3 separate regions of the Mus musculus genome follow, and regions 2 and 3 are each linked to region 1. A link is a loop called in an ENCODE intact Hi-C map of the cell type or tissue named here. Cell type or tissue: heart. All regions are shown on one strand. Each heading gives the region's core, and the rest is flanking DNA. Links, peaks and the distances in the headings are about the cores only.

What was found. Peaks named below come from ENCODE experiments on the same cell type or tissue, not always from the same donor. Only the 100,000 strongest peaks of a DNase experiment are listed, where the experiment ranks them.
Region 2: it touches region 1 in a loop (3-fold over the local background); 4 of 42 quality-filtered maps call a loop at or near these places.
Region 3: it touches region 1 in a loop (3-fold over the local background); 4 of 42 quality-filtered maps call a loop at or near these places.

The regions. Positions count from the first base shown.
Region 1 is chr13:63,984,158-63,994,134 of GRCm38, forward strand. No RefSeq gene overlaps it. Among named protein-coding and RNA genes, the nearest start is that of Gm30950, 61 kb to the left of the region's middle. In heart, for the core only: a CTCF peak has its summit at 6,405; no DNase peak of the experiment used is centred there; H3K27ac peaks cover 1,255 bases.
Region 2 is chr13:63,570,323-63,580,299 of GRCm38, forward strand. It overlaps LOC102632415 (a long non-coding RNA gene), which reads left to right and starts at 5,161. Exons shown (of 8, transcript XR_873593.2): 1 at 5,161-6,214; 2 at 9,250-9,342. It also overlaps a transcript of Ptch1 not described here. In heart, for the core only: a CTCF peak has its summit at 3,384; DNase peaks (open chromatin) are centred at 2,319, 2,389 and 3,279; H3K4me3 peaks cover 2,646 bases; H3K27ac peaks cover 1,845 bases; H3K27me3 peaks cover 2,319 bases.
Region 3 is chr13:63,558,857-63,568,833 of GRCm38, forward strand. Ptch1 (patched 1) reads right to left here and starts at 6,879. Exons shown (of 24, transcript NM_008957.3): 1 at 6,506-6,879; 2 at 4,767-4,959. The coding sequence starts at 6,664. RefSeq lists enhancers at 3,987-4,355, 7,438-7,617, 9,926-9,977. In heart, for the core only: no CTCF peak of the experiment used is centred there; DNase peaks (open chromatin) are centred at 4,555, 5,235, 6,085, 7,525 and 1 weaker place; H3K4me3 peaks cover 5,000 bases; H3K27ac peaks cover 5,000 bases.

The sequences.
Region 1 (9,977 bases), core at 3,345-8,344:
AAACTGGATTATAATCTAATTCTTTTCCTTCCCCTTAGGGGTGGATGAGTTCTCATTCTGTGCTCACTTATATAGTAATATAGTAATACATAATACAAAGCTATGCAACATAATGATGCAGGCACAGTGAGCATCTCTACATGGTTAAAGACACCATGTGCCATATCACTGTCCTGTGACAGGTCTTGAGTCCCCCACTAGTATCTAGAAACAAACCAGGGCATCCTGTCAGCCACCTCTGCAGAATGTCACCAGATGCGTTTGATGAAGAAGCTGTAAAATCAATCAGACCTGTTCTCTGTCACAGCACTCCACCTGGATCCTGGGGGCCTGGGGAATAGGCTTTGGAGTCACTGAGATTTGCCGGGTCCTGCGGCAAGACCAGAGACTGACTATTCATATGTGTGGTGGGTCCCAAAACATATGTATTTCCAAGAAAGGAAATTGTTTGGGAAAGAATAGTGATGTCTATGCCTCATTCACGTGCTCAGATAGCAGTTTATCTAGGGTACTCTGCTTTGTGGACAGAGGCAGAGAAAGCCCGTCTCCTAGTTTAGCTGCTCGGTGATGAAGTATGTTCAGATTTCTGGAGTAGACCAGTGAAGCTTTCACATCAGGGCTATTTGTGGGTTTTACATAATTACCCACAATCCCAGCTCTGAAAAGACTAAAATGCAGCTGGACCTACCCCGGTAACTGCCTTGACTTTTTACCTTCTGTTGAGCTACTGCTGTCTGGAGCAAACCCCCAACAGCATGTAGTTTAAGCGAGCCGGACTATGCGTGGAGACTTCTTCAGATTGTTAAAGTACTGGGACGGCTGAGAGGTGGCAGCAGGGCCTGAAGTTACACCTCGAGTCATGTCCTCAGGCTTCTGGTAGTGCTAGGCTGTGTAAAGTGCTACTCCTTGGAGATGCCAACACTACTCAGTGTGCCCAGAAGGGAATGACAAGGGAGGCTCAGAATCCTCTAAACTGTGCTTATATCATCTCTAGAATATTTTCTGATTTCTACCTGCGGTTCCTACACCAGCTGCTTTGTCTTCTGTGGGATCAACCACTTCACCACAACCAGGACAGATAGAAATCTCTGAAGGTCTCAACCAACCTCGACACGCCTCCCGGCCAGAATAAAATGATGTTTCCAAATGTTATCCACTTCCTATGGCCTTTCCAGACTTGTAGGTTGTTGATTTTTTTTTTCAGAGAAAATAAACAAACAACTTGGAAAAAAAGGAAGTTAGCTACATGCATCATTCAGTTTTGTTGGTTTAAAAACTGGATGGAATTTCTGTCTTAGCCCAAAATATCCGCTGACCTTCTTGCTGTTTGAAGCAACTCTTCTCCCTGGCTCTCACTTTGCTGTAGAATGTGTAAACCGTAGCCCAAGAAGTTTGTGTTTATGTCCCCCAAACCAGAATAAATAAATAGCTACATGATATTGAAATCACCTGTCAAAATACCCGCGGCAGTTGTGGGACACAAAGAGGAGTCTGTCCCATGATTGGCTCAGGAGCCTGAAGAATTCAATAGCTGTTTATATCATTCAGCTTTTAAAAAAAATAACCTGTAATTACTGCATTTTAACCCCAAGGCAGCCAATTATTTCACAAAAGCTCTCTCCAGGAAGCCAGACATTAGCCTGGCTAATTAGGCTGACATCACTTTGCTCTTATCACAGTGCAGATGGACCCAGACTGAAAAGAGTCCTGCCAGCCAGAGGTGCCTGTGGGTGGCATGCATGCGTTGTATGCTGTTCTGCCTTTTACTGCTTAGTTTTATGTGTTCCTCGAAGCAGGGTCCCTTTCCAAGAGATGGACTTCCACCCAGTGGAAAGAGAAACTTGCAATTGAGCCAGTCTCCTTTATTGCATAAGGAGGAAGCTGGAAAAAAAAAAAAAAAAGAAGAGGAGAGGAAAGGAAAGGAAAACAGCATGGTTATAATCTCTTCTAAACATAGGAAATCATTTTTTGCCCTGTAGGAAAGGGGCTTGTTGTTTTAGCCCATGAGACCATTTCCCATCCCCCTTTGCCGTGGTACATTGGGTAAGAGGTCAAGCGAACTTGGGAAAATAAGCCCAAGTTTGAAGAGTTCTTTCCTCCTGAAGTATTGGGTGTGTCAGGTCTGGGAAGATGGTTTATTTCATAAGTGCTTGTCATGCTATCAAGTTTGATCCCAGAGCCCTGTAGGAAAAAACCAAAAAACTCCATATGTTAACATGCACCTGCGTCCCAGCATGGAGGATGTAAAGGCCAGAGCATCTATCTCTAGGTCTCCCTGGCAAGGAAGAGACTGTCTCAAAAATCAACATGGACTGTGCCTAAGGTCGACCCCTAGTCCCTATATGCACACACACACACTCACACACATACACTTGGGTGCTAGACCCTCGCCGTCATGCAAAACTTCACTTGAACTGGTGACCTCCAGGTTTTTGTCCCTTGAATTCAATGAATGAAATTTATGAACAAAGACCGATGAGAGTGTGGAGGAAAAAGGCAGAGTGCCTATCGATGGGGCATCCAGCTGCCAGCCTGCAGGCCTTTAAAAGACTGATAGCAAAACCTGGGGTAAGGCTAGGGAAGGCAGTCAGCTGATCAGTCCATTTGGCCCAACCACTGTCCAGGTGTCCCCACTCAGTTCCAATCCTGTCCTTGTGTATTCAAAGCAAAGGTGTTCATTTAGAAGATCCATAACAGGAAATCAAGATTCCTTCCGGCATCCCTGGCCTCTGGCCAGAGCGGAACCAAAGGTATTTCGCTTAAACACTTCTGGCATCTCTGGCCTTCAGTGAGAACACAACTGCTGACCGGGCCAGAACATTTCTGACTTTCAGCCAAACACAAACAAAAAAAACAACAAAAATCAAACATGTTCATGTCCAGGGTCCTTTATCCTAAAACTCCCTGACACGTTTCTATCTCCTTTTCTCATTGGAGACAGCCTAGATATCTTAGCCAAACTGGCAAGCTCCGGGTTCAAAAATTAAGGTGACGAATTGAGGAAGATACCCAACTTTGGCCTCTGGCCTCACATGTGTAGCTGTGAGGAAAAGACTCCTTGGTGAAACAGGCTCTGTGCTGAAACATGTAGCTGAGAGGGATCTAAAGAATAAGATGGGGGCACCCTGGGAACAACAGGGGACTCAGGACAGTGAGGGTGCCAGCCTGGGTATGGCAGGCATGGTTCAATAGGAGCTGAATGACAGCTGAGAGGGCCAAACCGGCACACCTCTCCATTATAAAAGTCATAGAGACAAGGGACAGAGGAGCACATTCAATATAATAAAGGCTATATACAAGAAACCTACAGCCAACATCATGCTAGACAGAGAAAAACTCAAAGCTTTCCCCTTAAGGTCAGGAACAGGACAAGAGTGAATACTGGCTCCACTCGTATTCAATGTAGTGTCTGAAGTCTTAACTGGAACAGTTAAAAACTGTTCCAAAACTGATACAAGCAGGAAAGAAGCCAAATGTTCTCATCTGCAGATGACAGGAGTCTGTCATAAGACCCTAGTGACTCCATCAGCAAACTTTTAGCGCTGATAAACACTTTCAACAAAGTGGAAGGAAATTAACACTCATGTCAGTAGCCTTTTTATACACTCTTTTCAAACACAATGAAAAAGAAATACGGGAGAGGGGTGTGGAAATGTCATTCACAATAGCCACAAAAATAAATAAAATCAAACACCTGGGAATAAACCCAATCAAGAGAACAAAAGACCTCCACAAACACTAGGTTTGAGAGATTGAGGAAGACACTAGAAAGGCCTTTCCCGAACTGACTCTTAAAACAGAACATTGAGAGAATGGGGGCGTGGGAGCTTAAGGAAGGCTGTGGAGATACTTCCCATGCATGGCAGGGAATATGTCACAGAAGATAGGAACCCAGGCACAGACTTCCTTTCTGTCTGGGCCTTGGGACGTGTAGAGAGCAAGTGAAAGAGACATGTAGGCACATTTTTCTTAGGAATAAGCACAGAGGCTGGATCTGGTCTGCAGTAACTGGCCCAGGATGCCAGTCCACAGCCTACAGAAGCCATCCCAGAAAGCCAGACTTGTAGGAAGTCAGACCCTGTCTCCAGTAACAACCTCTGTAACAATCGGTCCCAAATCAGCTGGATTTGAGTTACTAACTGACAAGTTTCCTCACTTTGCCCTCACTTCCAGCTTTGGAGTAGTTAGAGAAAGCCAGGCGGGCTCCCAACCCATCACCAGCAGCCTATACTCCTGAGCACCTGGAACCTCCCCCATTTCCACTGTAAACTTTCTCCACTTCTCTGCTGGCCTTTGAGTAGCTGCCAAATGCAAGCCCTGGTGGCCTACTCCCTCCCTGTAGCAAACTTAGAATAAATAGCCTTTGCTTGCTCTCCTTGGGTGGTCTCTGTTTATTCCATACCGAAGTCATCTACATCTCTGTTCATCCTACATGAAAATATTTACATCCTCAGACCTGCTCATTTGAATGTTCGAGGTTATATTTACCATGAATGTGTGTGCTTTGACCACAGGTGGAAAGATACAACTGGTACGTATCATTTCTACGTGCAATATGTCCTACAATAAAATCATTCCATCACAGTTGTATTAAGAGAACAAAGAAGTAGAAACTTAGGTCTGGGTTCTAATCCCAGTTCCAAGTCTGCAGGTTCTTAAATCAATGTCTGACTTCCTGGGTGTGATTTTGCTGCTATGAAAGATGCAGGCTGTAGTTCATAAGGACTAACACTCCTGGTTATGACCCACTGGTGACATTTTCATTCTTAACATCTCTGAAGTCATGAAGCACGAATCTTCAGTTTCACCCTACTGTGCACCACTCTTAGAGTGGGAAGCTCTCAGGAACGTGAATATTTAGTGTCTCCATCTTTCAGAAACTTTGTTCAATAGTCATTTTTATCTATCTACCAATTAAATAATTAATATGTTCATGTGTGTGTGTATGTGTACAGGCATATATGGAGGGGATATAGATACATATATGTATATGTAACTATGGAGACCAGAAGACAACCTTGAATGTGATTCCTCAGGAACTTATTTTAAGAAAAGGTCTCTCATAGGTCTTAGGCTAAGCTGGCCGGCCCAGGTTCCCCTGGACTGGATCTGATAGTCTCTGCCTCCTCAGGTCTGAGATTCTGAGCTCAAAACCACCTTATCTGTCCTTTTGTATTGGCTCTAGGCAATGAACTAAGTTCTTCCCACATTTCTGGATCATATGGTAATTCTAGGCCTAACTTTCAGAGGAAACTTCATACACAAAGGGTTTGAATAGACATTCCTTCAAACTTAATATTCACAAGTGGCTAACAAAGGCAAGAGAGGACAATACAATACATTTTCAATACAAAATCATTACAGACATGCACGCCAAAAACACAAGACTCTTGAGAAACTGCTTTAGGTTAGCTAGTAAGAAAAGGGAAGGACAAAGAAACGCCAGGCTCGCCAGGCATGGTGGCACACGCCTTTAATCCCAGCACACGGGAGGCAGAGGCAGGCGGATTTCTGAGTTCGAGGCCAGCCTGGTCTACAAAGTGAGTTCCAGGACAGCAGGGGCTATACAGAGAAACCCTGTCTCAAAAAAAAAACAAAAAACAAAAACAAACAAACAAACAAACAAACAAACAAAAACCCAACAGTCTCCTCCCAGATACTGTGTTGGTAAGGACACAGAAGCAGCATGCAAGACAGACAGAATGCTAAATGCAACAGAGGTCACCTGACTGAGCAGCAGAAGTACAGTGCACTACAGGAAGCTTGCCAGCTCGCTGGTTCACATGGTACTAGCTCATGGAAAAGTCAAAAGTCAGGGTCAGGGCAAGTGTGATAGCCCTTGCCTTTTATCCCAGCACTCAGAAGGCAAAGGCAGGTGTCTGTATCTCTGTGACTTGGACTCCAGCCTGGTCTACATATCGAGTTAAAGGCCAGCCAGGGCTACAAAATGAGATGCTACCTCTAAATAAACAAAGTCAGGGTTGGATGTGTAGCTCATGTTGATAGAGTGCCCACCTAGTATGCAAGAAACTCAGTGCTTGACCCATGGAACGTCATAAAATGGAATACATTGAGTCCAGAACTCAGGAGGTGAAGGTGGGAGGATCAGCAGTTCAATGTTATCCTCGCATGGTGAGCTCAAGCTAAGCCTGGGCTACATAAGCCCTTGCCTTTTTTTTTTTTTTAAGAATTAATTTTTTTTTTAAATCAAGGCATGGTTCTACTGAATACAGCTCCATCTTGTGCAATCCTAACATAAAAAAATTATAAACGGAATGGTCAGCAAGCCTGGAGCCCCCTGGACTAGGAACCTGTGAGGAGAATCCGGCTTCTCCCATCCTTGCCAGAGTTTTGAGTCTGTCTCCACTTTCTGTTTCAGCTGCTCTGACAGGTTAGTAGCGACATCTCATGACTTGTCTAGGGATTTTTCCCTATTTGCTCCACACCATCCCTAATACTTTTTTTTTTCCTTCCTTCTGTGTAGCCCCAACTCTCCCACGGCACCTTCCCTTTCCTGCCTTCCTTACTCTTCCCCGGGGTTGGGAGGAAGGTGTCCCACTTCCCCTGGGTTGTGAAGTCCTAAAGAACTCTGTCTCCCCTCCCTTCACCAGCTCTGCAGTGGAAGGATGGAGGAAGCAGCTGGCTGGAGTGCTCAAAGGCCGCCTCTGCTCTTTGTTCTTGTTTATATTCGTTTTCTGGTCACAGCGCAAACTGTTTTGCTTTCTGCTGCTCAGAGAGCCGAGGGAAATGTAAATGTCCCTGCTGTTGTTGAAGCCTGCTGGACAGTGAAAACAGATCAGCTGGACCGCTCTCCCCTCAATCATGTCCCACGGATCCTTCTCAAGCTCCCTAAAGATGATTTTGAATGTTTCAAAGACCTTTGAAAAATTAAAAGGTAAGAGCCTCAATAAGCACTGATGATGTGCCTACTGTGTGCCTGGCTTTCGATGCTGGGTTTGGGCACACATGCTAATAAACCCCAAGCCCCTCCCTGAGCTTTGGGTCCAGAACAAGTTGTTATAGAGAGAGGTAGGCTAAGTGGTTCCACAGAGATAGGCAGAGGTCCGTCAGTCTGGAGGCACAAGCAGTCCCTCACTGAGCAGGAGCCCTGCCATCAATCTTCGCCCCCAACAACTCAAGAAACAGAACACCTCGATCCTGTGCAGAACCAACCAGAGTCTCTGAAGGAAGACCCTAGACATCTGTGTTTCAAAAGCCAAATAAGCTAGGTGTGGCAGTATACTCTTTTAATCTCAGTTCTCAGGAGGCAGAGGCAGGCAGATCTCTGAGTTTCAGGCTAGCCCTCTCTACATAGCCAGTTCCAGGTCAGGCAGGGCTACACAGAGAAACTGAGAAACCCTGTCTTGAAAAACAAAGCAAAGCAAAGCAAAGCAAAGCAAAGCAAAAAAAAAAAAAAAAAAAGCCAATAGGTATCTATACATGTGATGAGCCCTAACCCAGTATGCAGTGATAATGATACTTAGAGGTAGGTCACAAGAAGGAGACTCCATGATGGGATTAGTGCCCTTCCATATAAAGGCACTAGACACATGACTAGACCTGTGGTTGGGTTGGGCTGGGACTTCCAGTCTCCGGACTAGTACAGTGAGAAGCCAGACATCTGCAAGCCATGAAGAGGGCTCTCACCAAGAAGAACGCTGGCCAGCACCTTGGCCTTGGACCTCCCACTTTCTAGAACTGTGGGAACTAAATTCTTTGTGTTCGTGCATTTTGTTATGGCAAGCCAAGCAGACTAGTATGACGTTTCTAAGGCTTGTTCCACCGACGACTACTGACCTCACCTAGCCTTCTCATAACAGGGCAGAAACTCAGATGGATAAAATCCACAGCCAGGTGTCCCTGCCTAGTTAGTAGCCCATCTATGGTCAAATCTAGGGGTTTTGGTCCCACCAACTCAAAGATGACAAGGTTCACTGTGTGTCAGCTCTAGCCAAGAGGACGGTGCCAGGAAAGATTCTGAGGTCAAGTCGTACCTCAGCTGATGTGATACGTGACTACTGTGATTTGGTGGGAGCCTGGCCTCAGAATCCAGCTACTCCAGCAACAGGGGGAATGGCTAAGTAGGTGTACTGGCCTGTTCAACATTAACTTGACACAGACTAGAGACATCAGAGGGGAGGGATTCTCAGTTGAGAAAATATCTCCGTAAGATCGGGTTATAGGCAAGCCTACAGGACATTTTCTTAATTAGTGATTCATGGAAGAGGGCCCAGCCCATACAAACTCTTTCCTCCCCATGTTGCTTTTGCCCATGGTATTTTATCACAGCAGTAGTAACCCTGGCTAGGACAGTAGATAAACTAAAGCACAAACTTGAAGACCCGAGTTTAGATCCCCAACACTGACATACAAACCTGATGGGGCAGCATGCATCTGTAATCCCAGTGCCTGGGGAGATGGAGACAAGCAGATTCCCACAGTCAGCCTACCTGAAACAGCGAGAGACCGTGATCCCAAAGCTAAGGTAGGGAGTAATAAGGGAGAACACCAGCATCGATCTCTAGTCTCCACATGTACACGTTCTATATATACGTGCATCTCCCCTTATATGTGCACACAGACACACACATACACACATACGAAACTCTAGAATCCAGCCACTCCAATTAAGTAATGTAACAGGAATGCCAGGTAGAAACATGAGAACCACACGACTCAGGTGTGGTCCACACACCAGCATCAACATCTCCTAGAAACCCGTCAGGGATACTCTAGGGTTTGACTCAAACCTAGCGAATCAGTCTCAGATTGAGGCCAGGTGTCTGTCTACATGGTTACATATGCATTCCCCTCTAGAGTTGATGTATCTTTTGGAGGCATATTGAGCAAATAGAAGGGCTCATAGATGACCTCATTAGGATGCTTTTTCCAGCCCTCATCCCTCATAGCCAATGGAGGGGGAAATGCCAGGGTTGAACAGATTGAGTTCAGATCATCTGTTTTTTTCCAGCTCTGAGCCTACCTTCCAACCACGTGGTCAGCATTGTGCAACCACTGTCCTCCTCCACAGCAGAACTTCCATGTTTGGAAGCCTGAGAGAACCAGAGACAGTGAGCATTTGATTGCTTATATTATTTTGCTTCAAACATGGCTCATGGCCCAGGACTAACTTATTTATTTTTATATGGTACATTTCTGTTTCATTTGGGAATTAGCCAGAACCCTATTCTCTCTTTTGGCTGCTAGACCTCTGCCACCCAACCTCCTGACTGCCACCTTTCTCCCCATACCTCCTTTCACTTCAGTGGCATGGAAACTTTGTGATCAATGACCCATCTGTAGCCTCCAAGTGAGAGAGAGTCTCTGTGTGTCTGTGTCTGTGTCTGTGTCTGTCTAACTCTGTGTCTGTGTCTGTGTCTGTGTCTGTCTAACTCTGTGTGTGTGTGTGTGTGTCTTTCTGTCTTTCTCTGTGTCTCTGTGTGTGTGTGTCTTTTTCTGTATCTCTGTCTCTGTGTGTGTCTCTGTGTGTATGTCTCTCTTTCTGTATCTCTATCTATTTCTCTGTGTGTCTCTCTGTGTGTCTCTGTCTCTCTCTGTATCTCTTTCTGTATCTCTCTCTGTCTCTGTCTCTCTCTCTTTGACTCCCCCCCCCCCAATATGGTTCCCTCACAGTCCATGGCCTCAGTCTTTGTAGGGACTTAGGAGGGTATGAGGCTACCCATGGAATGCCTATATATGTTCCACCAGCTTGTCAGCTTTCTCCCTGAATGCTCTGTGGGTGTGGAATGGGCTCTGGGGAAGCAATAACACTCACCCTTTATTCCAGAACCCACCAGACCCAAACACTAGGCACGCAGCAGGTCTCTGCTCAGCACCACCTTGGGAAGGAGGCGAAACAGCCCTTGGATGCGATAGAATCCTATTACAAGTCCTTGGAGTCAAGCTGCCTCTTTCCTACCCCTGCCCCCCATTTGCAAAAACAGCCTGTTCTGCATATGGGATGGAAACTCTGTCCT
Region 2 (9,977 bases), core at 985-5,984, 420 kb before region 1:
CCACCATCTTACCCCATTTTCTTCGTAGAGACCAATGTTTTATTTGCTCATTGGCAACCTGTGATTTATACAGACTGTGCAAGGAGAAGGCAAAAAAAATGAGCCTAAAAAGGTTTCAGGGAGGAGGTAAGGAAAGATTCAGAAACTCAATCATGTAAAACCACTGGGCTTGACTCTCTTCACATCTCTCCACTTCCAGTTTCCTGTCCTTACTAACCCCCCCCCCCAACACCACTACCCCCCCCAGGCTGAAGGAAGGGGAACTGCCCTAGCCAACTTGTCAAAATAATGCTGCTAATTACCTCTGATCTCCTTTAATGGGAAGCTGCTCCCAACTCCACAAAGGAGTAAATGAGAGGTCCACAGCACAGACCCAGGAGCTTACAGTGAGCTGGGGGTGGGGAGGGCAGCCAAGAGGAGGTGCCCTGCAGAAGGTCCCAGAAATGCCTGAGTCAATCTCTGCAGGTTTAAATTCTTGAAGAATTAGCTTTTTGCAGTACCAAAAGCTACTGATATTCTTTTGCTAAGAATGTCATCAAACTGCAGAGCCCTCAATGAACTTGTCAGAAAGATCAATATGGACCCCTATACCCAGTCCCCGCCCCTCTTCTCTAAATATCTCCTTCGCTACATTGTCCCACTCTTAATGGATAGAGATGTGTTCTTGAGACACTCAGATCCCAGGCATTTTTCCCTTCCATACCTCTCTGTGTCTATTATATCTGTACCCTGCTCTGACTCTGGCAAAAAACAAAAACAACAACAACAAAAAAACCCCACACACAGTGCATTTCAATGTTCCCTGTCTTTCCCTGTCTTTGGTCCTGGGTGAAAAAGAATCTGAGCAACATGATCCCTTTGACCCACTGCTGGAGCAAATTTATTAGAGATATAGGCATGAGAAATGAAAGGGAAGTAAAACAATTCCAGCTCATTGTGTGTCTTTCTTTCATACTCCTAATCCGGTTTACACATCACGCCTACACATCTCAATGGGGCATTATACACTGTGGCAAAGGCTGTAGAAAATAAAAGGTATGTGTATGGGGCGGAGGCAGAACAGGGAAGGTGGGCATTTTAATCCATATTTATCTTACAAATTCCTTATCTGTAGACAATCCAAAGCAATCTGTTAAACAGTCTCTTTTCACAAAACAGTTCCAAATGGTGCTAACTCCTGTTCAAACAGCTTGTCAGATTATGACAAAAATCTATAACCAGAAATTAAATACACTTTGCACAATGAGTTTAAAAATAAGGCCAATGCTCAAAATGAGAATTGGTGTATTAAGATGGCAAAGTCTATTGGTGTCACCTTAGTTCAACATTTTAATTTTAAAAGACCATGGATTCAAAGGCATTTTATTGCCTGGTAGAAGGACTCTGGGTGACAACTGGAACACACACATTCACAATGGAAGGGCCCTTGTTTTACAACACAGGACACAATGCACCTGAGGCAACAATGTATTCTGAAGAACCACCCAGAAATAATAAGTTACAGTAACAAAGGATGACACCAAAAAGCATTGTCTTGCTCTGTGGAGGCAACTAATTGCATGTTGAAGTACTGGAGCCAAGAAGAAGAAGAAAAAAAATCTGAACACACACAGAAGGATGAAAAATGACTATTGTAGTACAAGACCTCAGTGGTCCAATTATTAACTATTTAGAGGCACCCACAAGACCTCAGTAGTCCAATTATTAACTATTTAGAGGCACCCAGTAAGGGTCGTCATTATTTCTGCCTAGTGCCAAGAGAGGAAGGATAAAAAGGAAAGATCGTCTCACCCTGGTCTAAGACAACTCGAGTCTCTGGTGTCATTCCCCGACAAAACTCCTTGTGGTGGTTCTTATGTGACAAATACATCAGAAACACATTAGGCATTTTAAACGTGGACTTCCATACATGAAGACAGACATACCACGTGTCACCGAAAGCAGTATTTGGGAACAGGGGGGTCCCTGAGTTGGGACCAACTCATTCCATGAGGGTCTGGGTCAGTGAGACCCACTTCGAGGTTCCCCTGAGGCCGCACACAGCGCTCTGGGCATTGCTCCACCCGCCCACCTCTTTAATGGGTGGCAGGCACCAGAGTGCCCGATTCCGTAGGCGCAAGAGTCAGCACACACCCCTCTCCTCTACCCAAGCCGGGCGGTGAACTCAAAGCGCCCTTGGCCTCTTTTCTCCCTACCAACCGCAGCAGGGAGGAGTCCGCGCCTTTGAGAAGGCGCATCTCTCCAATCTAGGTGTTGCGTTCAGCCAGGTGTCTGCGCATGCCGCTGCCAGCTCTGTGTGTGGGTGCGTGGGTCCCCTCCAGCTGGCGTCCCCTGCGCCCAGAAAAGCGTCTGCGGCGCGCGCGCGTACCCTTGAGCAGCCCCTGCCCTCCCCCCGGCGCTGTCATTCTCGCCACTAGCCTTTCCATCAACCGCGCTGCCTGTGCCCGCCAGGCAGTAGCCACCACCCGGCTCAAAGAGCGGAAGCCAAGGTGGCGACCCTTTCAAGCGTGCAAATGGAATCCCAGGCGACCCCCTCCGTGGGAAATCCCCCCCGGAGCTGTTCCCCCAGCGCGCCGCAGCCGGCTTTCCTCCCTGCCGAGTCGGCTTGGGGGCAGGGGTCCCGGCGTGCGAGCTACAAGCGAGCGTGTTATCACGGCCCCCTATTCTGCACCCCGGAGCCGCATCCACCCCGCCGCCCGCCCTTCTCACCAGCCCGGGTGTTGGGTCGGGGCTAGGCGAGGGGCGTCCCCGGAGACACGGCGCACTCACCATAGCCGGCCTCAGCCCCTGGCCGGAGCGCAGCTGCCGATGGCGCGGACGCTGACCGTGAGGTTCACATCAATTCCTTTTATTAATTTCCCGGGGCCCCCCTTGGCTGGTGCTGCGTGGCTCTCTCTTCTCCCTGTCTCTCTTCTTCTCCCCCAGGCCCTGTCGCCGCGGGTCTCTTTGTCTGCCCTGTCGCCTTCTCTTTTCCCCCCCCCCCCGTCTTCGTCTTCGTCTTCTCCTCCTCCTCCGTCTTTACAAAAGGAACGGAAAGTGTAAAAACCCCGGCGCGCGGGGCCGCCGCAGGCTTTCGGCGGAGTGCGGCGCGGACTCACAATTACAAGCCTGTTTCTATTAAGCAGGTCCATGGCCCTCGGCGTGGGTGGTCTGCCGCGCCATAGGCAGGACCTGTCAGGGTCACGTGACGGATCCGAAAACTTTACCCCTTTACAATAAACCCAAGGAAGGCAAAGTAAACTGGAGGAACGTGCTATCAGCGCAGCCCTCCTGGGTAAACAGGCTGCCCTCCCAGCCGTCCTGGGAGGCGCCCGGCCTGGCGAGCCCTAGCGAGCTCTGGCCGCCCCCTGAGCGCCCCCCGCGGCTGCAGTGCGGGGGGTCCCTGGGGCCCTCTCGGTCGCCAGCAGGCGCTCCCCTCTCAGAGTAGCTGCCTTCCTTTTGGCGGTGGTTCCAGAATCCTGGTTTGGGGAGGAGGATGTGCTGAGCGAGCGAGGAAGTGCATTTTAGCATCTTCCACAGCTTCAAAGGAGGTGGGGGCGCCCCTAGGGCTTCCAAAAGACAGCACCTTACTCTTCCCCAGCTCACATTGCCAGAAGAGGCTATCAGTGGTCCAGCTAATAAACTCCAGGCCCACAGCAGGGTCGTGGGCTTATCATCATAGAGGGTTCCTTGGATAGACCTATTTGAGTACTGGGTTTGGGAGTGGGGATTTTGTTGTTTTGTTGTTGTTGTTGTTTTGTTGTTATTGTTGTTGTTGTCTGTCCAGGGAAGCCACTACTTCTGAAGACACGAAGGCGGGGCTCCTTGGAATCCAAACTGGGAAACTGGCTGAGGGATCATAATTGATATTTGCTTCCTTTCCCCTCCAATTACTGTGGTTTTTGGGGGATACCACCCAAATGATCCCACCCACGCTGCCTTCCTGTACCAGGCAACCTCCGGTGATTGGTTTGGGATGGAGGTGCTGGTGGGTCGTGCTGGGCCTCTCCCCTTGAATTACAAGGGCCGGTTCAGGTTAGAGCAGCATGTATCTATTAAACTACTCAGTACACTGTGTTTCACACACAGCTGGAAGATAGCGTTTGTAAAGATGAACTATAGATGGGAAGGCAAGGAGATCAAGGGAAGGTAAGGGGTCAAGGTGACAACTTATCAAGAATTCACTAGCTGGTCTTCCAGCAGAGCCACCTGGCCAACCTTTGTATGTTAGTTAGGCAAACCTCCACCATTTAGCCACACCCCAGCCCCCAAAACCAGCCTGTGGGCTCTTCATTCGAGCTGACTGATTAGATGTGTGTGGGGACATGCCCAAGCCCACAAATTATTAAATAATAATAATCCTGGGAGTTACCATTTATCCCTCCCCACGAGATGATATTTTTAATAGGGTCATTTGAGTTCCCAGAATGTTTGCACTTGAAGAGCTTTGAGTAATTAAGCTTCGGAATGCTGGACAAACCTGTGAATTAGGTTGGTCTAGGAATAGGTTTCGTGCCAACCGGCTTTAGTCAAAATGAACTACTAAAATGAGTGTTAGCCAAACACTGGATTCTGAGTCATAACTGAAGAAAAGAAAGAATGAAAGGGAGTGGGGAAGGGAGGGAGGTAGACAGGGAAATGGAGGGAGGGAGGGAGGGAGGGAGGGAGGAAGGGAGAGAGACAGAGAGAGAGAGAGAGAGAGAGAGAGAGAGAGAGAGAGAGAGAGAGAGAGAGAGAGAGAAGAAAGGGGAGAAGGAAGGAAGAAGGAAAAAAGAAAAGGGGAGGGAGACTGAAAACAAATTAGAGGAAAAAGGAAGGAAAGGTGGGAGAGGGAAGAAAGAGATGGGGAGGGAAAGAAAAAGAAGGAGGAGAGAAAGGAGTCAAATGGGGGTGCAGAAAGGAAGAAGGAAGGGAGCAAGGAAGAAAAAAGAAATGGGGGAGGGGGGAGGAACCCTTCCTCCACAAGATATCGAAGCCTCTCCCTCTTCATCTGCAAGCCAGTGGACTGCAGAAGAACTAGCTACATCTCCAAATAGAAGTATCTAGAATATGAAAGAAAAAGGAGGTAAGAAAAATAAAAAGCTATGCCAAGGGACCTTTGGATGGCCCTAGTAAAAAGCTGTCAGCTCTGCTAACTTGGTGGAAAAATTCTGGGGGGGGGGGAGGGTATGCAGTTGGTGTTTCTGGGGGGGGGTGAAAATGAAGACCCTCACTTGTAATGCTTCTGGATGCTTGCTCCTTTTAGGTTTGCTTAAGGCTTAAGAACAAACACTCGAGTGTGCTTTGTATGATGCTGGAGGCTTCTTTGGAGCTCAATTTCCAAATACAGAATGCAGCACAGGGAGTTGGAAGAGGCCTGGGCACTGAGGGACACTCCTGACCTTCCAGCAAAGCATCTCCATTGGGAGTGGAAGGCAAGACACAGCCACACAGAGTTTGTGGCCTTGGGGAAAAACACAAGTCCATCATCCCTATAACTGAAACCTATGTGTTCCCATTTTAGTCTCCTACCTTAAAATCGGGGAAAACTGTTTCCAGTGCAAATACTTGACCATGAGCAAGGATAACATAGCAAAACAGGAAGAAGCAAGCCTTTGGTGCTGGAAGAAAAAACTGGGGAAGGGGTAGATCAACCCACAAGCAGCCCCTTCTAGAGCTACCTGCTCTGCTCTTCCCTTTGGATTCACTTTTGGTGTTTTCTGAGACCCCAGCAAAGGGGCCTTTCTCCTCAAATGACTACTTCAGAATTCTATCATTGCTTATGTCCTATCCCTTCCAGAAAGCCAGCATCAGAGCCACCCAGTCTGACAACCCATTTGGCATGGAAGTGTTAATGACTGACAGCTACCAGCCAGCTCAGCTCAACTCAAATCAGGCTTGTCTGGACTGATAAGCAACTGGCATGGGGGTTAATGGCTGATGAGCTACTAGGCTGTACAGGTCAACTTCGTTTGTTAGAACATACCCAGAAAGAATAACTTCCAAAGTGGAGATCCTAGGGAGGGGCCAGATGGAGACTGAAGGCATCGGAGAAGAAAGACTTTTGAAGCAGGTGTCGAAACAGACCACACAGAGGCATGATCAAACCTCTGCCTGTCTTTCTGAATATTTTGGCTAATTGAGACGTTGCTGTCCTATACACACACATCCACATGTGCACAAGTGCACATGCCCTTGTGGCCTAAGCACTTCTATCCCTTGGTCATCCATGCTCTAACACCTGGAAAGCTTTCAGGTAAATAACATGCCCCTAAAGTGGACACTTGCCCACATCAGGATAGATGCCACTCTTGCCCGGAGTTGGCAAGTGTACCATACTGGCCACACTTTGGGTGTGGCCATCCTTTGATTCATCAGACAGGTCCTCACAAGCTTTCTGGGAAGCATTCTTGCTCTATGCACAGATCCCAACTTTACAGTGACTTCCCCCAACCCTCAGAGCAGCCTCTCCCCTGTGAAAAAGATAGTCACAAGCAGCTAAGCCAATGGGTAGAATGAAGGCTTTGAGGACCAAAGGGGTAGATAAGGAATGTTCAGAGGTGAATGTGTTTGTTACAACCCCGAGTCAGAGGAAATGACCAACCGAATTACCAAAAGATGCATTGAAAGAATCAAGAGAATTGTTTAAACAGCAAGAACAAAAAGAAGGAAAATAAGATTTCCAACAGACAAAGCAATGGTGTGGTGTGAATAGAAAAACCGAGACAAACAGCTTGGAAAGGAGGGGAGGAGCAGAGTAGATCCTGGGGTGCCATAAACCAAAGGCTCCAGGGAACCTCAGTGCTGAGGAAGAGAAAGCTGGAGAGGTGTCTGCAGTGTGCAACCAAACAACCAAACAACCCCTCCCCCCCAAAAAAAAATCCATGGTGATTTCAGCAAGAAGAAGCTAGTCGGGCTGGGCATGTGGCTTAGTAGAGTGTGGTGGGTGCTTACTTGCCTAGTGTGCTCAAAGCCTGGGTCTGATATACAGTACAGCATCAACTGAGTCTAGTGACACACACTTGTAATTCCAGGGACAGGAGGATCAGCCGTGGTTCAGGGTCATCCTCTAATACATAAAGAGTTCAAGAAAAGCCCAAGATACAAGAGAGCCTATCTCAGAAAGAAAAGGAAGATCTAAGCATGGAATCTGGTCCTGTGTCCTCCAGTGGGTGTGTGTGTGTGTGTGTCCTTCTTCTTCTTCTTCTTCTTCTTCTTCTTTTTTTTTTTGGGGTTTTTAGACAGGGTTTCTCTGTAGCCCTGGCTGTCCTGGAACTCACTCTGTAGACCAGGCTGGCCTCGAACTCAGAAATCCGCCTGCCTCTGCCTCCCAAGTGCTAGGATTAAAGACATGCACCACCACGCCCAGCCTGTGTGTGTCCTTCTTAAAAGGATATCATAAGGGATAAACTAATGGCTTCATCTTGACTTGACCTTTCCAAAGTCCCCATCTTTTTTTTTTTTAAATATTTATTTATTTATTTATTTATTTATTTATTTATTTATTTATTTATTTATTTATTATATGTAAGTACACTGTAGCCGTCTTCAGACACTCCAGAAGAGGCAGTCAGATTTCATTACGGATGGTTGTGAGCCACCATGTGGTTGCTGGGACTTGAACTCCGGACCTTCGGAAGAGCAGTCGGGTGCTCTTACCCGCTGAGCCATCTCACCAGCCCAGTCCCCATCTTTGAAAGTACATTCTGCCAAATTAATGATAGTTAAGACTTCATGTGCCTGTGAGAGGAAGAATTCAGCCCACAGCAGAACGTAAAATGGGGTCTGAAGGACAAGTTCATTTGGAGGGAAGAGTTGGAACAGACCACAGTTGGGCCCTGCTTGATATGCAGTGCTGAAGAACTGGTCCACCATCTCTCTGAAAACCATCCATGCTTCCATGAAGCTGACCCATTCCCTAGGAATGCTGGTTGTTTAAGAAAATTTAGCCTTTAGCCATTCAGCAGAGCTTTTTTTTTTTTTAAACTCAGAAAGAAGAACACTCCAAGTCGCTTGCTTGCTTGCTTGCTTGGTTTTTTGAGACAGGGTTTCTCTGTGTAGCCCTGGCTGTCCTGGACCTCACTCTGTAGACCAGGCTGGCCTCGAACTCAGAAATCTACCTGCCTCTGCCTCCCGAGTGCTGGGATTAAAGGCTTGTGCCACCATTGCCCAGCAAACACTCCAAGTCTTGTAATGAATCTACCATCTTTATTGATTTCAGTAAGTTCTTTAACTAAGTACTAAGTGGCTTTCAAAGCTGGTTGCTCATCAAACAAACCACCTGAGGAGTTTAAGAAGAAGAAAAAAAAAGACAAAAAAAAAAACCCAACTATTCACCATTGCCCTCCACATCCTAGGGATGTAGAGCAGAATCTCAGACCTGGGCATAAGCATTGTTGTTGTTGTTGTTGTTTTAATTTCCTCTAAAGCAATTACATAGGGAAATGACTATGGGAGAAGCTAGGTGTGGTATACACATTGCTCATGGTAAAACGATTACACCTCCGAGTATGTTTGAGGCTTTTCATAAAAGAACAGCAGCATGAAGGTAAGAGGTTCCTTTAGATGATTCAGCCATGCCACGGCCATACCTGTCATGCTGTCTGCTACTCTAGACCTGCCATACTGTACTAATGTTACTCAGTCATTGCCACGCTGTACTGATGTTACTCAGTCATTGCCACGCTGTACTGATGTTACTCAGTCATTGCCACGCTGTACTGATGTTACTCAGTCATTGCCACGCTGTACTGATGTTGCTCAGTCATTGCCACGCTGTACTGATGTTGCTCAGTCATTGCCACGCTGTACTGATGTTGCTCAGTCATTGCCACGCTGTACTGATGTTGCTCAGTCATTGCCACGCTGTACTGATGTTGCTCAGTCATTGCCACGCTGTACTGATGTTACTCAGTCATTGCCACGCTGTACTGATGTTACTCAGTCATTGCCACGCTGTACTGATGTTACTCAGTCATTGAAGGAAAGATTTATTTTTTGGTGCTTACCGCCATGCCTGATAGCCAGAGCTTGAGTCTAGAATTCCACATAGTATAAGGAGACAGGTGACTCTGGCTTACAGTTCTGTTACCTCTACATGTGCATACCCCAACACACACACACAGTAAATAAATAAATAGGTAAGTAGCTTAAAAAACAAAAAAGAAAACACTGGTGGACTTCTGTCATATGCAGAGTCTTCTATTAGAGGCTTGGAATGTGGGGGCAATGGAAAAGCTATCTTTCTTTAAAACCATAAGAAATGCCTTTTGTTTTTTTTTCCTTAAGCAGATTATCAAAATTGAGATCCTGGCTTCTATCAATAGGAGCAAGTCAGTAGAAAGGACCGTAAAAACACAAACAGGACAGAATTTGAGTGTCTATGTAAGTAGAGAAATAGATTATGGGGACACACAATAGAATTCCATAGAGAGCTAGAAAGCAGGTTCCAGCTTTCCTTTGAGAGCACAGGACAAACTTCAGGAGCGTGAGCACAGTAAGAAAAAGGGTGGGGTCAGGAGCAAGTCTCCTGTATTAATCAGCGCTCCCTGAAGGACCAGAGATGACAGAATGAATAGGATATGAACACGTGCAGTCGCCAACACACACACATATGCGCGCATGCTCACACACATGCGCGTACACACGTTCATATATGGGACTTATCATATGGGCTTGCGGAGTGAGTTCTGGCTAGTCCAACAGTGGCTGTCTCACGACCAAAACGATGAGAATCTGGTAGCCGTTCAGTCCAAGAGATTGGATGTCTCTGCAGTCCCAATCTGGTGCTGAAGTTCTGGAGGATTCCTGGAGAGCTGCTAGTGTTCAGTCTACCTTGGAATCCTGAAGACCTGGATTTCATCTTGGCCACAATAACAACATAGACAAATTCACCAACAAAAGTGAGGGTAAATGGACAAAAGGCAAAGCTCCCTTCTTCCATGTCCTATTATATGGGCTGCCTTCAGAAGGGAGGGCTAAGATGTAGGGTGAATCTTCCTGCTTCAAATAATCTAATT
Region 3 (9,977 bases), core at 3,286-8,285, 430 kb before region 1:
GTGGGCAGCATAGGGATAGGCTCAGAGCCCACCAACTGCCCTGTGTGTGGGATACCTGAACCACCTGCTATTTTTTTTTTCCAAATTGGTAGTTTCCACTTGTCACTTATTTTTCTCTAAGTACAAAGGGAATACCAACAATTTGCTCACTCCTCTCCTGTGTGTGCATTTGCTCTTGGAATGACCTCCTCTTGTTCATCAAACTGTGCAGAGACACACACAGAGTAGCACCTCTGCAGGCCCAATTAGACCTGCAAAGCCCAGGTCTTCTACCCAGTCATTCATCGTTCAACTCAGTGGTTCTCAACTGGAGCATCATCTAGCAATGAATGGGAAGGTTGGGAAGGTTATCCTTGATGCTGGCACCTTGTCAGGAGAGTCCACGGGCTCTGATGTGCACCCTCTAGGGTGTAAAGCCTCTGACAGTGGAGGATTATCCAGATCCAAATGGCTAGAGTGCCAAGGCTGAGCAAATGAAGGATGGTGGTTCTAACTGTGCAAAGTATGCAGAAAACACACATGCAGACCTGAGGGTGTGACTGCCCATCAAATGAGTCTGTTTTTTTTTTAAGTAGAATCCTCCATTTCTCTTTAATAAATTTTCATCCTCCTCCCTGATACTGCCTTAAAGCCCTTAACAACCAAACACCAAGGCAATATGGAGTCATTTCAAGGTTGTTGCCCTTTTCAGAGAAGGAGGCCAGAGGCCGCCTAAGCTTTTATCTCGGGGAGATAAATGAAGATTCTGTCACAGGAGTACCTTGACAACAAACTTGTGACAGAAAGCTGGAGGGGGATGGGGGGTGGGATACGAAAGAAAAACCGATTAGGGGGACCAGAAGGACAGATCTGCCAAAAGAAACACCACTGAAAAAAATGGGCAAGGTTAAAAAAAAGTAAATAAATAAATCCGTTCCCTGAGACGCAAATGCAAGCACTTCCAGTATCAGGAAGGGTACCAGAACCACAGACCCAGGACAGCATCTTGAAATCGCCTGCAGGCCCCAGCCACTCTCCATGGACCCATCCCTGGAGACATTCCGAGCTACCAGATGCCTGCCCCTCACTTCATTCACCCTATCTCTGGAAAGCGAACACTGAAGGCCACCCACAAATTATCTATTGAGCCTTCACCCACCCTCCTTTTTCTGCCTAGAATGTCCCTCACCTCCACCTTCTCAAGCCTGGGGCCATCCTGGAAGCTTTCACTGATTTCCCCAACATCCTGGCAACTAACTACCTACAGACTTGTCTACAGACCGACCGTCATCAACATTTCTCAGGAGTTTGGGCAGTGCCTAGTGCAGACTGGGCACAGAGAACCCACACTGACCAAATACTTCCACTTGGAAACAACCACTCATGTTTCTATGTTTCTGGTGCCATCATGGGTTTTTGTTGACAGTAGGTGCCCAACTACAGCAGGGTCTTTATCAAAACTTTTTTTGTCCCTTCACAAGTAAACTTCTGTTGACATCTATATCGTGCAAAACAAAACAAAACAAAACATCCTAAGACTCAGGGTGGCGGTACTTCACATATAATGGTCAGTTTCTTGAAAGGCAATCGTTATACCAACATCTTAACAGATCAAAAAAGTTATCACTTAGGCATGCATGTATGGTGTGTGTTTGTGACGAGGGGAGCAAGGGAAATGGATTCTTGATTCTGTGGTGAATGGATGATTCATAAGCTACATTTCTTCAGGATGTTAAACTGTGGAAAGGCAAGGCCAGGATATGGACGTCAGGATGTTCCTTAATTTTCCTGGCTATATTAAAAATATTTTGGAAGATAAAACACACCCAGTAAGCTTGTGTGCAGACATATACACACAAGCACAGAGGCAACTCATCACAGGTTGTTTTTTTGTTTTTTTTTTTAATGACTGACAGGAGGAATATCAAACTTTCCAAACCGTCCCTCGGTTTCCCAGCTTCCCTTTTCCCTTAAACCGGAAGTCTTTCCTTTCTTCTGTTGCTTAGCTGGGGACATGTAAGACTCCCCTTGCCTGGTCTGTGTGTGCTCCTGGAATCACACCCTGAATCTGAAGAGAGCATCCTGTAACAGATGACAGTGACGAAGAAATTATCTAAGAGACTGAAGCAAAGAGGAAGCAGGAACCTAAGCTAGGGCCTGCTGCTCATTTGAATTCAATGACCACCACAACCATCAGACATGTATTCCTCAAAGCAGGGACTCGCGGTGTTCTGACTGCTGAACACTAAATTTGATACCATATCAAATGCTCTCCTCGATGCGCTTAACTACATTTATGAAACATGCTTCTTGCGAAGGCAAGAGTTGAATGAATGAATGAATGAATGAATGAGGCCAAGGCAGTGTCAGACTAAATGACCTAAATCAATGGAAAGCAAAATGAACATGAAGGGACCTGCAGACCACACTCCTAGTTATCATATGATTCTCATTTGAACAGAGAGACACCTATTATATGAAATATTACATTCATATACCATCATGTCCTAAAATTAAAGTCACGGATATTTTATTGACTTGTAAGGTAAAGTGTTAGGCCCAAGAACCAATGAGCCATACTAAAATGGCAATGCAGAAAGGAGCTAAGGCCTCTAAGCCTAGCCAGAGTTGGGGTGTAGCTCAGAGAAGGAGGATTTGCCTAACATGGTGGTGCCCTAGGTTCCATAGCTGTATTAGCAGAAAACAAACAAACTATCAAGATACCAAAAGCAGGAGGGGGGAAGTGGGTAGGGGTGGGTGTCTGCCTCAGGTGTGTCCTCCTTACTGAACATCTTCCACTTAGACAGGTGGAGTCGCTCTACCTAAGTCTTTCATCATTCTTGAAACAATGTTAAGAAAACTCTACTACCTCTGTAAGCTTGTTAAAACTTATGGAAACAGCATCTCCAACTACTAAAAACCAAACTGTTGCAAGGCCATGGTGCTCATCAGCCTGGAAAAAGCCAACTGTGGAGCCATTAGCTTAACTTCTGCTCTATAGTCTTGCTGGTCAGTTTCTGTGCCTAGGACCTTACGTTCTGCTGGTTAACTTAACTTTCCAGGACCTTGCAGGGGGTGGCCTGTTCCCGCCAATACTCTCTTGCTTCCTGTCTCTCCAGTACCCCTGCCTACCTCAAGACATCTACTAAGGCCTTTTTTTCTCCTAATTTAACTTTCATGAAACAGTTCAAGTGGGAGCCTATACTCAGTGAAAATGCATTGAATTCCTGTAGTCTGAAGCACAGGGCACTGTGCAATGTCTCCATCACAGTGCCTAGCACAGGGTCAGGAACACTAGAGATACTAAGGAAATTTGTTGCCAGGGACATAGTCAGTGCTCAATAAAACTATTCTCTGAACTACCAATGACAAGGAAGCAAAGTGGGGTAAATTACCTAATGGAATCAATCCAAAAGACACTTGTATTCATTAACCAAGCTACTCAAGGCAGGAATGTGCTCTGCTCTTAAAGATTAGGATTATTATTTTGTTACTTTCCAACTAAATACTCCACCACTAGTTTTGCAAAAATAGTGAAAGCTAAGGTAACAGAATATTCTGGAAGGTTAGTTTCCAAGAGCATCCTGAAACTGGTGACCTAAGAAATTACTCATTAACCCTGGTTTCAAAATTCTGTCCTGGGTGGCTTGCAGTAGGCATGTACCAAATATTTGGGGTTGAAACATCTGCCCAACTACTCTGATGCTCAAAGCAGTGTTTGCCAGAAGCTAAAATGTTTTCAAACAAGGGGTTGGTACTTTTCAAAGAGATAACTGAGACACTAACAAAGAACGAAGGAAAAAAGAAAGCCTAAAATCACAAAGAGCAAAAAGATTCCACGGTGGTGGGGTGGGGAAAAATGGAAAACCTATTTTCAATTTACAAGTCCTTTTATAAAGCAGGTCCCCAACCCCTCCCCTTCCAAATCGAGGCACTTGGATAAAAGACACACACACACACACACACACACACACACACACACACCGAGGGAAGCTCCCGTGGCCCCTCCCATCAAACTTGCTTTCTTTTAAAATACACACACACTTGCAAGCTTAACAAATGCAACCACCCCCAAGAATAATTCCATTTAAAAAGCCCCCCCACCCGCGAGAAAACATTAATCTACTTTGCAAACATGCGTTCCAGTTTGTGCTTTACTATTTTTTTCAACTCCCCCCACCCCCCTTTGGTACCTTGAGACAAATGTTTTTTTCCCCCAGAGTTGAAAGCAGTCCAAAAACAGGACCACACACGCGGCCGCCTCCGCAGGCCCGCGAGGCGCCCGCCCCCTGCGCGCCCCGGGGGCGCGCACACTCCCTGCAGCCAGAGGGGTGGCCTTGCCCTCCACCCCCCTCTCCTTTCACCGCAGACACAGTGGGTGGGTGGGGGGTGGGGGTAAAGAAGCCGAGCTCAGGCTCCCGGATCAGAGAGGCCTTTCCCGGGCCGCGGCTCCCGGGCCAAAGCCAGGCAGGCAGCTGTGGCGAGCTTCGGGGACCACCCCCACGGCTCTGCGGAGTGGTCCGTCCCGCGCAGGGCCTCTGCGCCCCCGCCACTCTCTCCCACCACACCTAGCAAAGCGCAGCGCCCCGAGTAGATTACAGCGCGGCCTTTGTCGGGCGGGCCTGGCTACTGGCCAGCCATGCAAACAATAAACAGTCGCCCCTGGTGCGGGCAAGGGCTTCTCGTTGGCTACAAGGAGGCTCTAGGTGCATGCTGGCAAATATCTTCATCAAACACAGTAAAGGGAAGGAAGACGAAGGACGCGCTAGCGGCGCCTGATCGCTTACCTTCCACCCACAGCTCCTCCACGTTGGTCTCGAGATTAGCTGCCTTTAATCCCACAGCGAAGGCCCCAAATATGAGGAGACCCACAACCAAAAACTTGCCGCAGTTCTTTTGAATGTAACAACCCAGTTTAAATAAGAGTCTCTGAAACTTCGCTCTCAGCCACAGCGGCGCTTTCCGGCCAGTAGCCTTCCCCTGGGGACGAAGCAGAAGGGAGGAGTGAACGCCGGGGAATCGCTGTCCCCCGCACACCCGCCCGGGGATCCCCTCTGGACAGCAGTGTGGGGCGTGGGCGCCCGCGGCGCAATGCCTCTCCCTCGGACTGGAACCAGGACCATCCAGAGGAAGCCCTGGGGGCGTGGGGGCCTTGGTTGTAAATCAGTGAGACTGCAGCGTGGGAACTGTACTCTAGGGACCAGGGGGCGCCCCCACGCGTGGCCTGAGCGCCAGTCCTGAATGAGACTTGGGGTGCTGGGGAGAGAGGCTAACTGAGAAGCCACCACCAGCAGCCATGGTTTAGTACCGGGGACCTGGAGGGAGGGCCTGAGTGATCCTAGCCGAGAAGCCCAACACTAAAGAACCCCCAGGAAACGTCCCCCCTTCCCTAAGTCCTGCTCCAGCCTGTGGCCTCCTCCAGTGCCCCGGAGGCCGAGTGAAGGGCGCAAGCGCACTTAGGGACAATCTACAGCAACCGTGGTCCATCTGGCCCCGGTGTGGCTGTACGCGAGGTCCACGTGGTGAGCCCCGCAGCCAGAGTTCGGTCCACACTCTTTTCCACAGCCTTAGGAGACACCGCGGGAGCTCAGTTAGGAAATGCGGCAGCCATCTACAACTTACACTATTTGTGCTCGGAAGAGGGCGGCCACAAGGATCTTTCCTCCCTCTCCCATTCCCTCCTGGTGAACTCTTTAAAATAGCCGAGTGCACAAGGAAGAGGCCCAGGCCGGCGCCGGCGGGGGTCCTGGCTGGGCGCAGGCTGCTCTCCGGGCGGCGGAGCCCGGGGTGCTGGCCAGGGCCCCTGCGGGCCCCAGGCTAGGTGCTTGCCTTCCCCGGATTCCACACATTTCAGCCAGCCTCGTAAACACAATGAACCCGGCCGTTCCGCACACCCGTACCGAAGATTTAAGGTGGCAACTTGTTTACAACTGCCCCCCTCCCCGGCAGGCTGGGAGAAGAGGCGGCCCAAGACCTGGAAGAGAGGGGACGTCCTCTCCCGAGAATAATTTTTAAGGGAGCAGAGATTTCAAGCTCAACGAAAGCAGAACCGGCTGCCAAAAAAGGAAACCACCTTTACTTTGGCTCCCTCCCCTCTGTCTCTCTCCGCCTCTCTCCACTCCGCCTCCCCCTCAAAGAGGTTAAGAAATGTGGCAACGCCGAACTTTAGGCTGCAACCGTGGGCAGGGGCGCGGGAGAAAGGCGCTGGGGCCGAAGGCAGTGCCGCATTGCGGCCGCCCTGGAGGTGGTCCACTCAGGACGGTTTCCAAAGCTCCGGAAAAGGCACACCAGGGAGGGCGTGTGCGCGCGCACACACCACACACACGCACGCACACACACAGGCACCCCTCCACCCCCTGCGGACCTCAGACAGCCCTTTCCTCCAAAGTCCGGAGGGAGGGTTTGAATTTTTCAACCTTCACTTGTCTGCTGCTTTCTCAGGAGTGTGTGTGTGTGTCTGTGTGGCAGGGATCCCAAGGAGGAAGAAGAGGGAAAAGTGAAGAGGGAGGAGGGGACAGAAGTGCACCTTGGAAATCTGCTCCAGAGCGAAGGCGGCGTCGCAGTAGCTGGGCCGGTGCAGATAGTCCCGGTCCGGCGCGGCGCGGTGCGGTCCCCCGGTCCGTCTGCGCCTCCCGCCGCCGGCCTGCCTGCCCAGGGCCCCGGCGGCGTTACCAGCCGAGGCCATGTTGCCGCCGCCGCCGCGGGCTCCGGGCGCGCCTGGGCGCTCGGCTCGCGAGGACGCTGCTGGCCGCCGGGGACTCCGGCTCCGGGTGACAGACCCGCTGCTGCCGCTCACACGGCGGGCGCTGCGGGTGCTGCGGCCGTGGCCGCTGCCGGGGACTCAGACCCTGCGCCTTCCATTGCCACATTGCGCGTGAGTCCCGAGGTCTTTGCGGCCGCCGCTGCCCACATCCAGCTCGCGGGAAGGCGAGAGCCGGCGCTTCCAGGGCGCGCCTCGCGGTCCCCAAGTCCCCCCCAGACGTCCCCGCCCCGCGCCGCGACCCCTTCACGGCAGAAGGCGCGCGCAGACCCCCGCCGCTCGCGCCGGCTCCCTCGGCGCCCGCTGCGGGCGACGCGACGGTACCCGGCGAGTCTCAACGATGCCGGGCCGGGGCTGCCGCTGCTGCTGCTGGTGCTGCTGCGGCTGCGGCTGGAGTTGGCGGTGGCGGCTTCTGAAACGGCTGGTCGCTCTCTGGCTGCTGGGTTCGCGGTGGCTGCTCGGTCCCGGACTCTGCTTTCTTGTTCTCCTCACCGACCCGCTGGACCATTCTGCCCCCGCGCCGCGCGCTTCTTTCGCTACCGGGACCTGGGGACTCCGCTCTGTGTGTGTGCAGCGGGCAGCGGCCGCAGCAGCTCCTTGACTCAATAGATGAGATGGAAGAAGAAAAAAAAGAACTCTCTCCATTTGGAGAAAGAGGAGGAGGAGGGGAGGGGGTGGAGGGGGAAAGAGCGAGCGAAAGAGAAAAAGGCTGGAACTCCCGCCCCCGGGGCTGTCAGATGGCTTGGGTTTCTGCAACGCGATTGGCTCTTGGAGGGCAGAAATTACTCAGCAAACATGACTATTATTAGCTGCTTAGCAACAGCTCACCAAAGTAGAGAGACCACCCAGGTAGGCAACCCCCGTGTGTGCATCCCAGGCTTGGGGGTGGGGGGGCGCTCGCTCAGCGCCAACCCTCTCGCATGCAATACTTCCATTAAGGAATGCTCCCCCCTCCTTTCTTTCTTATTTCTTTTCTTTTCAACAGTGTCTTCTTTTTCGAGACGCCTTTTGCGAGCGCGCGCGCACACACACACAGACACACATACACACGCACACACTCACACGTACAGGAGCATTTGCCTCGCAATAGACATGAGGGATAGGTAATATATTTTTTTAAGCGCTTAAACAATTTCTGAGATTCCTCAAAGAAAACCCTTTTAGAGGCACTTTGGCCTCAAGCTGCAGCAAATACTGGGAGGTCCGGCTTGAATTCCCAGGCCTGCACCAATAATGACAGGGTGGTGGATAGTGCGCCAGTGTGTGCCAATTTTTTTTTCTCCTCTTTTCTTTTATAACCAAAGGCAAGACTTAGACTCTCGCAGGGAACAACGCCTCGTATTAAGATAAACAAAATGGAAAGTTAAAGAGGCGAGCAAGGATGTTGGGAAAAGCCAGCCCTTTTAAAAACCCCTCTCACTCCTCTATCGCCCCCCTCCAATACACAATACAGTCCAATTTGAAAACGTCTATAAGGAGACTCCAGACAAGTCTGCTATTTTATTTGAATTTTTAATATATAAAAAGCAAATCTTTTCAGCAGGCCAGAGAAATGGAAATGAGAGATTTCCTGATATTTGGAATTCGTCTGGATCCTCATTAATTAATCACATTCTTAAAGTCAGTTTTAAACTTTAAAACAAAATAAAGCTCGATACACACCCTGTAACATTTAATAGCGTGACGTAGAAGAGAATAAAGGCTTTGATGTGGAATTCATTTTAAACAAATTGTTCATAGAGCGCTACGATTTGTCCTGATATTGTGTCCAGTGTCACCAAGACATTCAGGGGATTCACAACAACAAACAACAAGAAGAAGAAAAATGCGTAGTGGGGAGGGGAGTGAATGTTGGAGCCAGCAACAAATTAAACTGTCTACACAACTACGCTCTTTAAGAAAAAAAAAAAATAACACTTAAGAAAGCACATTCCATTCTCCAATAAGTTTTGAAGTTCCTCCTCCCCGCAGTAGACACCAGACCCAGAAACACGGGATTCTGCTACGTCCTATTATTTTTCTTTTCCGACTTGAACTGCAGAAGGAACCGGAGTAGTGAGGAGTCAAATGAACCCGTGAAATGGGGCAGTGTGGCTTTAAGATGCACACGGTGTGTGTTCATTGAAGAAAAAAAAAAAAAAAAAAAGAAGAAAGAAAAGGAAAGAAAGAAACCCAGATGGAGGGAAAGGGGGGGGAGGAGTGGGGGAGAAGGCGGAGCCTACTCCACCACGTGACCTGGACCGAGAGGCCCATGCGCGCACCCGCGTTAGTGCGCGTCCGCGCCCGCGCGTTCCTGTCTTCGGCCTGCTCGTGATGCGGACGCACAGGTAACAGGGTCCGCGCGCGAGGCCAGCACGCCCCAGCCCTCATCACAGTGCGCACAACCTTCCCTGGCCCCGGGCAGTGTGCGCGCCCTACCGCCGCGGACAGACGTGCCGGACACGCCGTAGTACATTCCTGAAGGCGGCCCGGCCCCCTCGCGTTGCCCAATGAACGCGCGGCTTCTCAGCTGCCAGCCAATGGCTGCGTTCCGGCCCTTCCATTCAGCGGCGCCGGCTGCGGTTAGACAGGGGCCGCGCAGGGGCGCGCGGCCACCGGCGGAGCACACGGCTTTTGGGGCTGGCGGTGGAGGGTGAGGTCTCCCCCACCCCCATCGCGTTGCGGTCCTTCATCGCTGCCCAGCCTGCCGCCCCTCTAGCCTCGTCTCCTTCCGGGCTTCCCTAGGACGCCTTGCCATCCTGAATCCCAAACCCGCAGAATTCGTGTGGTTCCTAAAGTGGGGTGATGAATCTGAGCGAACAGAGACCAAGTAGAAGCATTTGGGGGTGTTCACGGGGTAAAGAAGAGGACCTGGGTGTTAGGCCAGCTCGGAAATTCAAAACTTCTAACACCAGGGAGCACGTGATTTTTCGAAAGACTGACTTTCGGAAGAACTGAAAAATCCTGAAAAGGCATGCAGGGGAGGGGAAAGACACTAACTACCTTAACGTCGAGTAACGTGCTGGAAGCATGACTGTTAAGATAGTTGGTTGTCAGCATAAGGTAGAAAGGGGGTGAACTACTATTAAGCTTTCACATTTCATGCTCTTGGAAATTGGGCTGTTTTTTCGAAAGTTGAGGGTGATATCCCGAGTTCAAAGGTCAGCCTGGGTTTTTGTTTTGTTTTTAATTTGAAGCTGGTTGTGTGTATGGCATCGCTCTATAGACGTTGTCTTTTCAAATTCCTTACAGTATTTTA